Linked DNA regions of Homo sapiens: region 2 is linked to region 1. Evidence: chromatin loops called from intact Hi-C (ENCODE). Cell type or tissue: breast epithelium. All regions are shown on one strand. Each heading gives the region's core, and the rest is flanking DNA. Links, peaks and the distances in the headings are about the cores only.

The links. Peaks named below come from ENCODE experiments on the same cell type or tissue, not always from the same donor. Only the 100,000 strongest peaks of a DNase experiment are listed, where the experiment ranks them.
Region 2: a loop joins it to region 1, with 23 times the contacts of the local background. A loop is called at or near these places in 1 of 110 quality-filtered maps.

What each region holds. Positions count from the first base shown.
Region 1 is chr3:112,300,573-112,305,300 of GRCh38, reverse strand. It overlaps LOC105374042 (a long non-coding RNA gene), which reads right to left and starts at 2,823. Exons shown (of 5, transcript NR_147411.1): 1 at 2,587-2,823. RefSeq lists an enhancer at 2,304-3,176. In breast epithelium, for the core only: no CTCF peak of the experiment used is centred there; no DNase peak of the experiment used is centred there; H3K4me3 peaks cover 1,226 bases.
Region 2 is chr3:111,680,063-111,684,790 of GRCh38, reverse strand. The region is part of intron 1 of PLCXD2 (phosphatidylinositol specific phospholipase C X domain containing 2); the gene reads right to left. Among named protein-coding and RNA genes, the nearest start is that of PLCXD2-AS1, 5.0 kb to the right of the region's middle. In breast epithelium, for the core only: no CTCF peak of the experiment used is centred there; no DNase peak of the experiment used is centred there.

The sequences.
Region 1 (4,728 bases), core at 1,364-3,863:
CGTCCATACAGCAATGAAGGGGGCCTCCTGGCACTGACTTGATGAGGAAGGAGCAAGGTAGCTCCTTGCTCCTTTAGGAGCTCCTTTAGGGTATTCACAGTCTCTAAAGTCAGTTTATTAGCTTCCTGCGCCAGTAGGGCAGTGGCAGCTAGTGCTTTAAAACAAAGAGGTCATCAAAGTGCCACAGAATCTAATTGCTGGATAAGTATGTCACCGGGTGATGCCATGACCTTATGGCTTGAGTTAGAACCTTTATGGCGTCCCTTTCACTTGTGGGCATACAAGAAGAAAAGCTTAGTTAGTTAGATCTGGTAACCCTAAAGCTGGGGCCTGAGTCAAGGCTTTTTTTTTTATTTCCTTAAAAGCCTTTTCCTGGTTGGCCTTCCAGAGAAGGGGCTCCTTCTTTCCTCCCCTTTGTGGCTTCGTATAATGGCTTATCCATGAGCAAGAAATTTGGGATCTAAATGCGGCAGAACCTTGCTGCCCCTAGGAACTTTTTTATCTGATGCCTGGTGGTTGGAGTAGGAAGTGCATAAACAGCCTGCTTTTGTTCACTACTAAGCCATCTTTTCTCTTGGCTTATGTAAAAGCTTAAATACTGGACACTTTTAGAGCAGATTTGAGTCTTTTTTCCTGACACTTTATATCCTGCCTTTTACAGCAGGTGCAGAAGGTCTTGGGTTCCTCCTGGGTGCAGTAGCCCTTGGCTGGTGATTTTCTTATACCATCGCCCTAACCATTTTCCTTATTCTTTTGACATTCATCTTTTCAGTGTCCTTTCCTTTTGCACCGTGCACATTAATCTCTCTTTAGCCTCGGCAGGCCTTCAAATTCTTGTCCAGAATAGCCTCTTCCACGACTACGTTCATGCCCGCGTCCAAGCCTCCTTGCAAAGTCAGCTTCTCTTCCTCTAAGGGCTGCTGCTAGCAAATTAGCCTTTCTTAATGATCAGCCTCCTTTTTTGCCTCCTGATCTCGGTTAATGTACACCTTGGTAGCCACTTTAATAAGCTGAGTGGCATTGACGCCTGCGGAGCTTCTAACTTCCGCAATTTTTGCCTGATATCTCCCTGGGCTTGCCTTACAAACGCCATATTCACCATGCGCTGATTTTCAGCAGCCTCGGGGTTAAATGGAGTGTACAACCAAAATGCGTCACAAAGTCTTTTATAAAACTGGCTGGTGCTTTTATCTGTACCCTGGAGCACCTCTGAGATTTTTTCTATATTGATTGCCTTTCTCTTCTACCATCTTTTAGCCTTTGCAGAAGTGCTTCTCTGCATCTTTGCAGGCACAGAAGCTGGACTGCATCATCTGGGTCCTAGTGGGGGTCCACTTGTCCTCTTAAGAGGTATAAGCATAACTTGGGCACGGACAGACCTGAGATAGCCTGCCTGACTTTTCAAATCTTTCACTTTAACTTCCTGGAGCTCTGATTTCTCCTTCTCGGGTGAGACTGGGAACATGTATTGGTTTGAACTTAACTTCTTAGGGGCAGTTAGGCTTGGTAAAGGGGGGGTAGATTGTCCCGTTATTCTTGCAAAACCAATTTTTTTGCCTTTCCTGAGACTTTTCTTTTGTCTCTATAGCTGCCAGGGCAGCTGATTTTTACCTTCACTTTTGGCTCGGCTGTGCTACAAGCCCCTGTGACTTTCCTTTTAACTCTGTAGCTGCCAGCGCAGCTGATTTCTCTTGGCTTGAGCTGCGAGCATTCTGCAATAAACTGCTAGGCAGGGCTGCATCTATTTAGCCATGAGTAAATATAAAGTCTTTGTCTGAATGTCCTGGCTGTCCTCCCACCCTAGTCACCACCTTAAAACACATGGCCAATTTCTTTATCTATAGTGCCTTGGGCCAGGCAGCCACACTAAAAGAGGGCTATTCTAATTCACAGAGAGTTTTCAGCATCTGAGGGGTTAACTTGACTCCTTAATCTCCCGCAACGCCTTTTTTAAAGTTCTTTAGCATGCATTCCAAGGGGGTGGGTTTTGAGGATTTTCCTCCCATTTCCTCCCAGTAACAATGCATCACATTCAGTCTTCCCTTTCTCCCTTCAAGGCTCAGCACACTCCCTTTTCCTTTCCTTTTAGGCTGATCAGACCCAGTTGGTCCTATATGTTGCTCGGAGCATACAGCCTCTACTAAGAGACCTGCAGCCCCCTGCATGTCACTCCTCACATTGGTTTCTCCCGGAACCGTCTCTTTCACACACTTTCACAAACCTCCCCTGCCCCGGGACTCCTCATCAGATGAAACAAGTGTCTCTCGTGTCCCGGGTGGGTTCACATGCACCCACACACTCCCAGTTGGGGTGGCAAGCCACTCTTGCCACCCTGCCAGCAATCTCTACCTTGCTGCACTTGCCGCTCTATTGGCCCATTTCCTCCCCTTTTCCAGTTCCTGTCTCCAGATCCAGTGAACCACTTTCACTTTGTTAGTGGGGACAAGAGGTTCATCCAAATGGGCAAGACTCTCCTGCCGCCCCCAACCGCTCTGGGTTGGATTAGTGGTCATTCCCTGGGAAGTGATCAAGCTCCCCTTTGTCCTTAGGGGACGGGCTTCCCTGCCTTGGGCCCCAAAACCTTACCACGGTTCAGATGTCTGCCTGCTGCTCTTGAGATTGTCCTGCAACCCTCCAGGTTCTGATGCACCATCTGGGGAGGGGCGCTGGGGAGTGGAAGAGCCGTTTCCTTCTCTGGGCTTAAGTTCTTCCAGTGGTGCCTGAAGTTACAGGTCTCCCACTGCTGGGGCCCCAGACCACCTACAGGCAAAGGAGACAGCCAACCTGTCCTCTCCACGGCCTCCTGGCTGACTCACCAGAAATGTTGCGGGATTCAGGAGGACGAGAGAGACCTTGGGTTGAAACAGGAGAATCTTTATTGAGTGCACTCAGGCCCAGCTGACTCATGTCCAAAAGGCTGGGCCCAGAACAAAGACAGCACCTGACTTTCATACACACTTCACAAAACGGGGTGGGCTAGCTTGAAGCAAGCTTACAGTGGCATGAAAGGAGGGATCCAGAGGCAGGACAAAGACAGGATTGCATATGACCGTTGCCAAGCAACCCAGATGTTCCTTATCTAGGTTTGCCTGTGCAGGGGCTTATCCTATAACCTTCACTGTGGGGCCCAGGCAGCTGTAGTTCAGGCCTACTCAGGCTTCTCATGACTTTTTTTGTACTTCTTAGATAAAACAGAATACTTAAAATCACTAGTTACAGACAACAAGAATCTATAAACTCATTCCATAAAGCAAAGGAAAATTTGTTTTTCTTCTCCCTGTGTTGAGGGGGTGCTGGGAGAGTCTCCAGAGCACATTAGATAATATTATCAAGACTTTTCCTAGGTCTGGGCTGTGCCTGTTGCTGCCTCTTGGACAAGTTAGCCTAAAACAGGAAAACTTTTTTCTCTTTTTAATTTTATTTTTCTTTAATTTCTCACCTCAACACAAGATTATTTCAGAATAACCAGCAGTTTCCTTGACCTTTTGCTTGCTTTTCTGAATATTTTGAATATAACACATTACTTTCTATTTTATTCCAGAGTATGCAAATGTGAATGATGTGAAACATCACTGTACTGGAAGAATTGATATATTACTTTTAGTAATGTACCTGAGCTAAATGACTGAAGCCTTAGGGTACATAGAAGCCACAATAATTTGTATGACATTTGGAAGTGAATTAAATATTTTCAGACATGCTGATTTGACAGCCAGTGTTATATTTTTTAGACCAACACAAAGCACAATGATTACTCCAAACTCAGTATTTTCAAATTCACATATTTAAAGTCAGGGAGGCTACAATTTCTTTGTCAAAATTATGGGCTGCCATATTTATGTCTATTTCTTCATCTGTATTATTTGATACTCAGAATTTTTAAACTTCTGTAATTTCTGATTTTGTAGACTGTAATGTGTTCATTGCATTTATGAAGTAATATATAATTGTACAGTTTCTGTGAGTAAATGGAATGCTTGGGCTTTCAATACAGTATTCATATAAAGCAATAAATATTAATGTTATAAAAAATGTTTAAAACAAAGTATATGATAGAATGTATGTAGGTCATATGCAAATACTACACCATTTTATATAAGTGACTTGAGCCCTCATCTCTACAGTAGTGTAGAGTACTGGGGAGAAGGCAACCAATCTCCCATGGATACCAAGGAATGACTGTATATAAAGACACAGATAAATTTAAAGTAAAGGAGCCAAAAAAAATACCATGTTAACACTAATCAAAAGAGAGTTGCAGTAGCTATATTAACTTTAGACAAAGCAGATTTCAAAACAAGAAAAATTTTCAGGGATAGAAGAGGGCATCATGTAACAATAAAGGGGTTAATTCTCTAAGAAGACAATAATTTTTAATATGTATGTGCCTAACAGTAGATGTTAAAAATATGTGAGGCAAAAACTGATAGAACCACAAGGAAAAACAGACAAATCTATTGTAGCCAGAGACTTCAACATCCCTTAATAGATCAAGCTGCCAAGAGATCAGGAAGGATGTAATTGACCTGAAAACACTATCAATCAACTTAATATCATTAAGATCACTTTATCCAAAAACACCAGAATATTTATTCTTTTCAAATTCACACAGGACGTTAACCAACCTAGAACTCATTCTGGGAGTTAAAACAACACTTTAACATACAAAATGTGTTCTCAGACCACAATGGGATTAAACTAGAAATAACAAAAAGATAAATGGAAAGT
Region 2 (4,728 bases), core at 1,156-3,655, 620 kb after region 1:
TTCCTAGTTCCCATATACTTTGTGCTGCAGCGAGAGTGATCTTTCCAAAACACAAAGTTGACCTTGTGATTTGCATGCTTAAAACCCTTCCCACTCCTGTTCAGGTAAAGTTAGTTAACTTTATTTTTTTTTTTTTTAAGACGGAGTTTTGTTCCGTCGCCCAGGCTGGAGTGCAATGGCATGATCTTGGCTCTCTGCAACCTCCGCCTCCTGGGTTCAAGTGATTCTCCTGCCTCAGTCTCCCAGGTAGCTGGAATTACAGACGCCCGCCATCATGCCTGGCTAATTTTTGTATTTTTAGTAGAGATGGGGTTTCACCATGTTGGCCAGGCTAGTCTCAAACTCCTGACCTCAAGTGATCCACCAGCCTCGGCTTTCCAAAGTGCTGGTATTACAGGCATGAGCCACTGTGCCCAGCCTGAAGTAAGATAACTTTAACATGCCTTTTTTTTTTTTTTTTTTTAGATGGAGTCTCACTCTGTCAGCAGTCTGGAGTGCAATGGCGCAATCTCAGCTGATCGCAACCTCTGCCTCCCGGGTTCAAGCGATTCTCCTGTCTCAGCCTCCCGAGTAGCTGGGACTACAGGTGCATGCCACCATGCCCAGCTAATTTTTGTATTTTTAGTAGAGATGGAGTTTCACCATGTTGGCCAGGCTGGTCTCGATCTCTTGACCTTGTGATCTGCCTGCCTTGGCCTCCCAAATTGCTGAGATTACAGGTGTGAGCCACCACGCCTGGCCTAACATGGCTTTTAAGACCTCTAAGTATGTTGCCACTTTACTCCCTGACAGTCTCCTCCTTGCAACCCACAGTACAACCATAATAAACTATTTTGGTTTGTTAAATGGGCCATTCCCTCTCTTCAAGATCCTCACTCATTTTATTTCCCCCTCTAGAGCATCCTTACTGTGTTTATCTTATCCTGAGGGCTAATTTCTGTGTATTTTTCAGGGTTTAGTTTATTCATAACTTCCTCCAGGAGGCCTCCCTAGTCTTGTTAAGATGCCCTTGCTATATGCTTCTTCCAGCAGTAATGTATACCTCTCCAGTCATCCTACATAGCATATTGTGTTATAACTGCTTGATTAAATGACCATTTCTCCAACTATACTGTCAGCTCTTTGAAGGCAAGGACCATGTCTGTATTGATCATCACTGAATCACCAGTGCCTAGGAGAGAGCCCAGTATATGGAAGAAAATTATACAAGTGTTGAATAGAGTGAAAGAAACAATGAGTTTCTCATCTTAACCCACAGTATCCCTAATAACTGCTGGGTCATTTTGTTTCACTTCACTCTTATGCAGTTATTTTAGGGGGGACTTTCCACCCATTTCTGACCAACTCTTTGAATGGCTGCTTTTTGCCATCAGGATGACATTCAATCTTGGCATGGGCATATAAGGCTCATTAGGATCTAGTTCTTGCCTACTTTCCCAGCCTCATATCTATTCCTTTCTTTAAATAAAATCCATGCTCTAACCACACCAGACTGCTTGGCTTTGCCCAAGGTCACCATGCTGTCTGACTCCTCAGTCCCTCTGCACTGGGACACCTGGCTTTCTACTCCTCGCTATTTATATTTCAACCCAAGGGTGCTCTTGGAAGTCCAACCTACCAAGCTTTCCTCCTACTACCAGTAACAGAATTGGGTATTGGTTTTCTGAGTGTTACAGACCCCATACATTTTCTCTATCATGTTTGAATTTTGGCTTTCTTCTAAGGTCATATTTTCAGGAAGAGCAGGGAGAAGAATCTTACAAATCTGTGTGATCACCCGATTTAACACAGTACCTGGCACAAAAGGGCATTCAGTAACTACCTTTTGAGTTAATGATTTTCCTTTAAATGAATACAATTTTTTAAATATAGGCAATGAGAACCAAAAGAAGCAAAAGGAGTATGCAGGCACTGACATATATTTTTAGCCAAATTAACACAACACACTCATATAATTCTTGTGAGGATCCATATGGACACCTACTGCCAAGATGATCACCTAAACTCGAACCTGGGGAGGGTGGACGAGAATGCTGTTTTCACCTTTCTCTGTTTGGCATTTATTTGGGGAGGGGTGTATCTGGTTTCAATCGCACTTTAAAAATAATGCTTTTAATATATAAGCCTCCAAATCATACATGTTCATAAAATATTCATCTCAGTCTGACAGGGCCTAGGCATTTTTCAGTTCCACCACTACTGCAGACTGCTGCCACACTCCAAGACATTTGCATTATAGCGCACAAATGTGTACTATTTTTTCCTTTATTTTCATCTTGTCAGGTCTGAACAGAAATAAAAATACTGATAGAACATTCTCTAAGAAGAAATGATACTTTACAGCTGACAGTTCTAGAGTAATTGGACATTAACAAAAAAACCCCAACCTGTTATTTTCTTAGAAAATTTTAGCTGCTTAGTAGACAATGAATCCACAAAAGACTGCCTGTGTTTCATAGATGATATAACCTAGGCATGCCCCTTAGAGCAATGCAGACCTCTGTAGCTCAACCTCTTTTATCTTGAAGTTACCTAGAGACCTACTAATATAATCCTCCCATGTACTTTGATCCTCACAGTGTTCAGTAATATAATCCAAATTCCTATCGATGTTTAACAACACAAGAGAGAAGGTGGAAGGACTCCTGCTTAACCACAAATGTAAATACTAAAATAAATTTAGTCACAGATCTCCTCCACCTAAATTTGGTTCTTGATGCGTGTTCAAATTCTTTTCACACACACAAACACACCCACCTATTACAATGTCTACAAATAATCCCTCCTCTGCAGGCCTGGTTTGAAACTCTAATTGGGGTTAGTCAGCATTGGCAAAGTGGTTTGCGATTTTCCCAGAGGCAAAGTTGCAGGACGCTAAAGCATTTCACTAGCATTACCTTTAGTGTGCCTGTGCTCCTAAGTTCCTAGAGGCAGGAGAGAGATGTAGAAGCTACCTGTCAATCTAGTGGAGGTCAGGTCAGATCACGTGTTAGAAACCAACTCCTCAGCTTCAGAAACATGTCTGAGAGAGGAGCTTGCAGGTGCAAGCAGCACGCTCCAAGGGTCTGAAGTGTCAGTGGGCATGTTTTGCAAGATATTTATGACTGGTGAACGATAGCATGTATTGAGATTTGGGCCCAGTGGAGGTTGAGGCTGAGGCTAACGTCATAGCTAAGTATCTGTGCATGTGTGTGTGTTGGGTAATGGGTGGTACATGTGTGTTGCATGTGTGGGTGATGTATGTGTTTGGAGGGATGATGAAGCTATTATTCCAATAGCTGGGGGAAGGAATTATAAAACATGTATAAGGATTTGTTCAAAGGAAAGCATTTTGTAACATTCCCACTCTCAAGCTAGGAACAAAATGACTGGGTTAGGAGGGCAAGTGATGAGGAAATGAGGAGAGCAGAAAAAAGTTAACAACATGTTTCTGTCACAGAGGGCTGAGTTTTTCCCAAAGGCTCTGGATGTCTGGGGATGACAGTCTGACAGCTGAATTTGGGATGGGACAGGACAGAGTAAATAACTAAAGAAAGTTTTCTGGCTGTCTTGATCAGCCACCTGCTATTGCATCTAAGACACCCTTGGCACTCACATCCTGGGGAACCCTCCGTGTATCCTTCCCTTAACTTTAAAGCCTCCTTTGCAGGGTAACCATTCAAGTTACCCTAATCTGATCAGACAGAGAACACTGAGTCAGACAGTTTAATTGGACAGCCAGCTCCTTAACTAGATTGTAAATTACCTGAGGGTATAAACTGCATTTTACACCTCTTTTTTGTTGTCCATTCCAGTCACAGGCTTTCAATAAATGAATGTTCTGATTGATTTTTTTAAACGATACATAATAACAATTGTTATTATTATCTAGTGCTTATTTTGTGAGAGAAAGCATACTATATGAATTAATTTATTTCTCACACTAAGAAATGAGGTGGTGCATAGATTACCTGTGTTACAGAGAAGGACACTGAGGCACAGAGAGGTTAAGTAATTTGTCCAAAGTCACACTGCTTGTAAAGGGCAGAATCAGTATTTAAATCCAGATAGTCTGGCTGTTGTATTCATACTCTTAACCAATCCATGATCTTTCTGTTTATAGACATGTGTGATTCTGGAATTCCTTGTGGCTTTTGTGATTTGCAGGAGGAGAGATGGCTAGAGAAATGATGAGCCTTTTTAAGAGTGAAACCTACTAATGGAACCACCACAGTCATAGTGTCTTTTTATTTTTCACCATGGCCACTCAGAGGGGGGAAAAAGCAAAACAAAACAAAAATAAACGATTCTCATTTAAGAGACAGTTTTGGTCTTGTATGATTTTTTTTTTTTCATGATTGAGTCAGCCTTGGTAGATTCAGCTTGGTCCTTGGTTTCCCACAACCTCAAATCCTGTAGGAAAATGGATTTGTTTTAGGGCCAACTCACGGTTCATACTATCCTCAAAGTAGAGCCAACCAAAACTTCTTGTTACACAATTTATTTTGTGCTCTTTTGGGGTGGTCTCCAAATCTCTTTTAGATATGCCAAATCTGGTTCAACTTTCAGAAGCAAGATCTGAGTAATGACTCCATCCTGCTCCACTAAGGGATTTTGTCTCCATGTCACACATGTGGGAAGAGGGTGTGCGGCCACAGGAGGAAGACCTATAGAAATCACTAAGTACTCAAGGGCAAAACTGCTAGGAAAAGGATAGGATTCCAGAAAGGTAGAAAAGAAAAGAAGGGA